Linked DNA regions of Homo sapiens: region 1 is linked to region 2. Evidence: chromatin contacts called from ENCODE Hi-C or POLR2A ChIA-PET data. All regions are on one chromosome and are shown on one strand. Each heading gives the region's core, a stretch centred on a gene start or an enhancer-like site at or near the end of the contact. The rest is flanking DNA. Distances are from core to core; before and after follow the strand shown.

The links. A loop is a pair of places that touch in the nucleus more often than their neighbours do. ChIA-PET counts read pairs that join two places held with the same protein, here RNA polymerase II (POLR2A). Pooled maps may share reads with other maps.
Region 1: a map of posterior cingulate gyrus shows a loop between it and region 2 (4-fold over the local background). The contact joins the enhancer-like site here to the promoter of ZNF536 in region 2. A Hi-C loop is called at or near these places in 3 of 168 maps with a recorded cell type or tissue (dorsolateral prefrontal cortex and posterior cingulate gyrus) and 2 of 50 pooled maps. POLR2A ChIA-PET finds 5 or more read pairs at or near these places in 2 of 52 experiments (H1 and HEK293).

What each region holds. Positions count from the first base shown.
Region 1 is chr19:30,448,570-30,451,981 of GRCh38, reverse strand. The region is part of intron 2 of ZNF536 (zinc finger protein 536); the gene reads right to left. Among named protein-coding and RNA genes, the nearest start is that of ZNF536, 78 kb to the right of the region's middle. Within about 2 kb of position 1,746, at least 9 of the 41 ENCODE cell types and tissues checked have a DNase peak (open chromatin) inside an H3K27ac peak, as active enhancers do; they include dorsolateral prefrontal cortex, where a contact is called at or near this core.
Region 2 is chr19:30,371,116-30,374,387 of GRCh38, reverse strand. ZNF536 (zinc finger protein 536) reads right to left here and starts at 2,004. Exons shown (of 5, transcript NM_014717.3): 1 at 1,832-2,004. RefSeq lists an enhancer at 459-960.

The DNA.
Region 1 (3,412 bases), core at 497-2,996, 78 kb before region 2:
TCACGCAGCTAATGCTTCAAGCTCTGTTTTGAAAATTGACCGCTTAATTCCTTGCCTCATTGTAACCTGTCCTTAGCTAATCTATGTTTTCCTTATTTCCATTAAATTTAGGTTTAAATGAACTGTTCCGTCCCTTGCGCTAACATGCATAGGGAGGAGAGCTTCATGGAGCTCCTCAGAAGCTCCGTGGGCAGGAGTGTTGGAAACAGAAGGGCAGCCCAGGCAACAGCGGTGTCCATCCCACAGATGGGCCAAGTGAGGCCGCCAGAGAAACACATTTGAGTGACTCCGCGGCCTCGAATCTAATCCCTCACAAGCAAAACCATGTCCTGCCTGTTAAGTGCTGGAGCAGAGAGGGTGCTCTGCCTCTGCAATTTTATGCCACACATCTCTGATGTTACACTCCTAGTCTGAAGACTTTCAGAGCCTGTGCAAGTACCCTCTTTCTGAAATGCCAAGTGACGGTGGACTGGCATCAAGCAGCCCCGGAGAAGCGGGATTTATGGCTCCATGTAAAGGGGTCAGAAAGATGGTAAAAGCCCCGAAGTGTTACTGATTGTTCCCAAATCATCGCTCCTAAGCACGAGATGATACAAGTCTACCAAGTGAATGGGAAGTTTATAAAAAGAAACTGCTGGTAGGCATCCGGCTCCGGGGAAGGAGGAGGATGATGTGACAGCCGCACATGAACCAGCATCTGAGAGCAACGGCGATCCCGGCACGAGCAGGGCGTCCCAAGTGGACAGACCACCCTTGGGCCCCAGCGGAAAGGTGGCCGCCAGGGGAAGACACGGGGGCCTCTGACCCTGTGCCCCATCTGACATTCCCCAGGAGCCACCTGACCAGCCGGCTTATTCGCCTAGGCGGGCGGCCACCTCAGCTCTCGGCTCTCAGCTCAGGGGACGGGCCTTGGCCGGCGTCCGCCTGGGCACAGCTTCGGCACACACGAGCCGATCCTCCGTAAATCTCCGCAAACACGGCGGCCGCCTGCACACGCTTCCACGGCAGAGACCGAAGGGCTGCATATGGCGCTCGGCTTTCACAGCTGAGCTTTAAAAAAAGTGCAGCTTTTCATCTCACTGAACCAGTTCCCAAATTAGGAGGTGGGGAAGGAAGGCTGGAGTTGGGGTGGGCTGGGGGCAGAAAAATAAGGAAGCAGGGGACAGGGGGAGGCGTAGGGGGAACCTTTAAGGCTAAATGTGATTTTAAAAGGAATCTCAGACTATGATCTGTTCATAAGGTCCCTCTGGAAAATTAAATAATGTTGCCTATTTGTCATCCCCAAATTGACTAATTTCAAGTTCCTAATATCATTTTTAAAATGATTTTTTAAATATATAACAATGAAGGAGGCTATCTAAGAGGGCATCACTCACATGCTTGAGCCTGGGCTAAAAAAATTTTTAAGCATTATTTATAAATGGGATTATTGTTTTCCAAAGTTCTCCTCCACAAAGAGATTAGCTGCCACCATGCCCAGGGGGGTCTCCCCAAGTCCTTTTTAATTCCCTGCCTAGAGGTGGAAGGTGGTTGGACTGGAACAGGAGGAAGAAGCCTGCTCCGGCAGTTTTCCTGGAATTGCCTGGAAACTTTTACTTTCTGTTTCCTCTGCTGATAATGACTGTCTTCGGCTCTGCAGCCAGCTCCCCTCTCCCCCCCTCCAGCCCCCTGTTGCTGCAGCCTCCCCGAGCTCCGGTATAAAGTTTGGCTTTTGCAGCAGGAAGCAGCTGGGCCAAGCAACCAGCGAATGATAATGACCTCAGAAATCTGCTGTTCGCTCGGCAACAATAGGGTGCTCAGTCTACTGGAAAATTGTGTTCATCAGCTAACTCTGCTCAGTTACTAATTGACATTGCCAAATATTTTAAGAACAATTGGAATGCACAAGCAAAAAAAAAAAAAAAAATGAAGATCTTAATCCTCAAACTCAAATTTTTTTTCTTTTTCTTTTTCTTTTTCTTCTTTTGGGTGCCTGGATTTGTTTGTGTGTGGAGCAGGCACCGGTTATCGTGAACGGGGGCAGGGAGGGGGAGCCACATGAGAAAAAGAGGTGGAAAAGAAAGAAAATCTATCATATCACTATACACCCCATGTAAATGCGAAAGCGCCCCAGATAAAGGCCTTTGATGCTGTGGTCAATGGGATGGAGACCCAGCATTTCAGGAATGCAGCTCTAACAACAAAAGAAGACCTCGCAAGGCTTTTAGCCCAGCTGACCAAATAATCCTTGTCCATCTCAAAATATTATACCAGAAGTAGTAGGGGTTAACGATATTTTCATCTTCGCATCTCTCCCTGGCTTTCCATTGATCCTGTAACTTAGCCGACTTTATTTAATGAACAGAGGGTCAATGCATTCAATTACCCCCTTCCCACCATCAACACTTCAATTATCCCCACTCCAAAATTATGTGGAATTCAGAAGGTAACTGCCCTGTTGGATATAATGAACAGTATCATTTCTTAGTACATTAAGTTTTAATTATTCTGAGTGTGATTTCCAAAGCAAAATCTGAAGAAACAGAACTTTGGTTGTGTTCTGACTCAGAGCAAAGCGAGGATTCGAGCTCAGCCCTAGAGGAGGTTTTAGAGAAAGATGCAAAGATTAATGCCATAAGAGTGTTTGCATGCAAGCCAGAAATGAGGAGGCATCGAAACAGCCACCCCGCTTTCTAAATGCCATAAAAGTAAAATTAATAAGCTGCTGCTTTCCAAACAGTTTCTCTTTGCATTGTACACGGAGGCTACATTGAATGACATTGACCACGGTGTGAAATTACTGGTAAGTCAAATAAACAACAACAAAACAAAAATAAAACAAAGGGGGAAGATGGGGAAGTGATCTGTGTGACTAGTTTTGTCCATTTTCTGTTAGAAAATATGACCTCTCAATTTGTCAGAGGTCCTAGTTTTCGCAGTTGATCTTAAGCTTGGTTCTCAGCAGTTTGGAGAGCCAAAGAACAAACACATTTTCTGGTTCACTGGAATCATTTTCACATGTTCACTGATTCAAACATTCTTTTGCTCACATAACAAACAGCTGCATCCCACATTAGCCTAGCCAGTGACAGTCGCCCATCTCGGCAATAACTGTTTGATTGCAAACTTGACCCCTTCTTCATCTCGGTCTGAGCAAGACATTTTTAAACAGCCACTCCGTTCCCAATCCTTCTTTGCAAAGAATTACATCAGATAACAAAGGACGTCTCTGCCACTCATTGTAAGCCTTCTTCTAGAGATCTGTTCTAAGAGGCTCTGTAAAAAGGTTTTTTATGATGAATTCAGAACTACTATCATGTTAAGAGCAGCGATTTATAAAGAAGAATTCATTGGTTAAGATCTGAAAAAATAGTTTCTCAGGCCCTACTGACCCAGTTTTCAACAAAAAAAAGAATCAAGTGATGCAAATTAA
Region 2 (3,272 bases), core at 755-3,254:
TTAAGCTGTGGGTGATTAAATAGTATTACTTTATATTTTTTACGGTGCTAGACTAAAAGATGGAGATTTAAGATATATATATTTCCATTAATATTAATATAAAATATAAATAACAGGTGTCTTCCACTTCTTCTTAAGGTGCAATTTATACCCAGCACTTCAACCTATAGAGAACTACTTTTCTTATTGAAAAAAAAACTCTTTCTTTATACACTCCAGGGCAATATTTCTTATCTTCATGCACCCGGATATTTAAGCAGAAATATTATTTAATTGGAGTTACGGACTCAGGCGAAATAATGCCCATACCTATATCACCATTAAAAAATAATAATAATAAAGCTTCCATCCCATTGAAATACGCTCTATCGTTTCTATCTTTGCAAAGAGCGAATCGGGCATTATGTGGTGAATTGACTGCAGGCCCGGAAAACAGGCGGGCGGCGGGTGGGCTGCGGCCCTGGGGCTGGGGCCGGGCCGCGTGCACCTTGCTGAGGCCCACCTTGGCCCCGGCTCCCACTGCAGCTCAGGCCGCTCCTCCTCCGTGTGTGTAGATCATCCTGGAATTCTGGCACATCTTTCCTCGGCATCTGATTAAGTTAACAATGTGCTGCTATTTGCATGCAGATTTGCCGGGGCTTTCTCTCCAGCTGCTCCCAGAGACTTGGTCTTTCTCTGCGTTGTGATAGCACAGCAGTCCCTAAATGCAATCTTTGTCAGACCCAGGTGTGCTCTCATTGAGGACGCCTTCGTTCCAAGCAATTTTTCTTTCTGTAGCATTTATAAGGCTCTATTATAGTATAGCCACATCTGGAGGAAAATTCTCCTATTAATTATATACTTTTACCACTAGGAAGACACATTCTAAAAGATACCAACATTTTTGTTGTTGTTGTTCTTATTTCTTTGACAGGCTGCATTTTATTTTATTTTGTTTTGTTTTTCCAGGCATTTCAATATTTAAAGAGCCATTAACCAAGGGGTGGGGGGTGTGAATTTCTAGGAAAAAAAAAAGAACAACAGAACTAAAATCTCAGTGTCAGCCCTGCCTTACCTCACAGGGACAAGTCAGGGGAAAGGTGCCAACTGAGAACTCTCAGAAGACCTCCAGGCTGGACAAGGGATTCAGGATGAGGGCCTGGCCAGTGGGGAAGAGTTCCGTTCTACTGGAGTTTAAAAAAAGGTCGGGGGGAAGAAAAGCACAAGTGCTATTAACTTTTAACCTAGTCTTCTCCCAGGTGGACATTCAAGCATGTCACCAAATCGCCAGACAATTTGATTTCTCTAACGTCAAAAAGCAGAACCCAATTGGATCAGCATGGTGATCCCGATGCGGAGTTTTCTTTGTGTGGTATGGTAATTTTTCAATTAGGTTGGAGACAGATTAAAAGCAAAATTTGGAGCTCAGAATTCATGCTCATCTTTCAGAAAGAGACAAGAATCTTTGCCCAGGGAGTCTGAAAGTTACTTTAGAAGCAGGTGGGTTGTTTTGTTTGGTTGGTTGGTGTTTTTGCTTTGTTTTCAAATCTTTTGGTACAGTCAGATTAGATGGGGGGGGCGGGTGATGGAGAGAATTAATGTAGGAATTATAGGAAAAGTTTTAACCATCGGATGGTCCCTTTCTAAATTATAATAAATTTAAAGGGCTATAATTTTTTATTCAAAAATTATTTTGCAAAAGGGTGTGTACTTCGTGAACAAGAATCCATGCATGAGTATGTGCGTGTCTGCATGTGGGTGGGTGCATGTGTGGGTGTTCTATGCTGGGGAGACTGCACGCACACACACTTGCACACACTCACACACTCACACACAAAGAAAGCTGAATTACCTTGAGAACAGGGAAAATGGAAATGGAACCATTTTCACTTTTCAAGACAAACTTCATCAGGTAAAAATCCAAGCAAGGTTTTGGTCACTTGAGTCCAGATCCTATGATGACAACGTGGAAACTCTCTTCTCCAGACTCACCTCCCCTGTTCCAAAGCTGGCCTCAGCAAAATCCCAGGGCCGTGTCCCGGCAGTACCAGGGGCGGCTCCCAGCAGGCCACGTGTGAGCAGCAAAATCACACAAGAGAGGCCTTTCTGAGTCCTGCCTCTGAAGGCTGGAGTCACTGCTCCCAGCTACTAACTGCCTCTGCTCACTGGTGCTAACCCCTTTCCCTCAAAATGACCAATTGTTTTCACTCTCTCTGTACAGAGGCCAGAAAGGCCCTGCAATTAGGGCCCATCTTTGGACCATGCCTCAGCCTCAGTTTTGTCAGCTCTGAAATGGGAAGAGCCAATCCCATCCTAAGTACATGCATGAAAGACTGTCAACCCAGTTCTAAATAGAAATGATAAATAAGGGTAAATTTTACTCTGATTCTTTTTTCTTAGGTCTCATTTCCTCCAAGCCTTGGTGCTGAAATTAACTGCCCTTCTTTTACCTTACGAAAACAAGCAGCGGATTCTAGTTTCATGACACTTAAGGAAGAATCTATGCAAAAAGGTGGCAGATATTAAATGCATAGATTCTTCAATGTATATATATTCTCTCTTTATATATATACACACACACATATATATGCATATATATATATATATTCTCTATATATGCATTTAAACATATAATGCAAAAAGAAATAATTTATTTTCTAATTTGACTCTTTTGGGGCCGCTGCCTTTTCCATCTCCTGCTGGCTGGCAATGCCCCCTCCTTTCCCCTACAGATATCCAGATACCCTCCTGCAAAAATACAGCAGGGAGGCAGATGCAGTGATACTAGATTACATCACTGGATAGCATGTGGCATTGAGGGGAGAGAAAAAAAAAACAAAAAAAAAAAAACAAGAAAAGACAAATGACATTTTGCTGCTATGGTGTGCTATTTTAGTGGTGATGGCTTGACTTTTGGCCCAAACGCATATGCCAATGGCAAGGCTAACTCCAGGGACTCACAAAAAAGAATGTGTGTTCACAGCTGTACTGTACACCAATACAGATTACATGTTTTCAGTGTTGCGGCCACAACAGAATGCTAATTAACATACTGGAGTGATGAGAGCGGCTGCAAAGGCCTTATTGTTCCATTATTTCATGAAGCCCAGCTGCCTTTGTTTATGTCACTTATCCTCTCGTGCCACAGGTTTTTACTCCAAAAATACTATCCCAATACAGCGTTAATATTTAAAAAACAAAGAGGTGGCAGATTGTCATTTTTGTGTCAGTCTCAAACTGCAGAACTGTTAAGCTGTTCTGGTTCGGTATTTAGAAATAATTTAACAGCCATA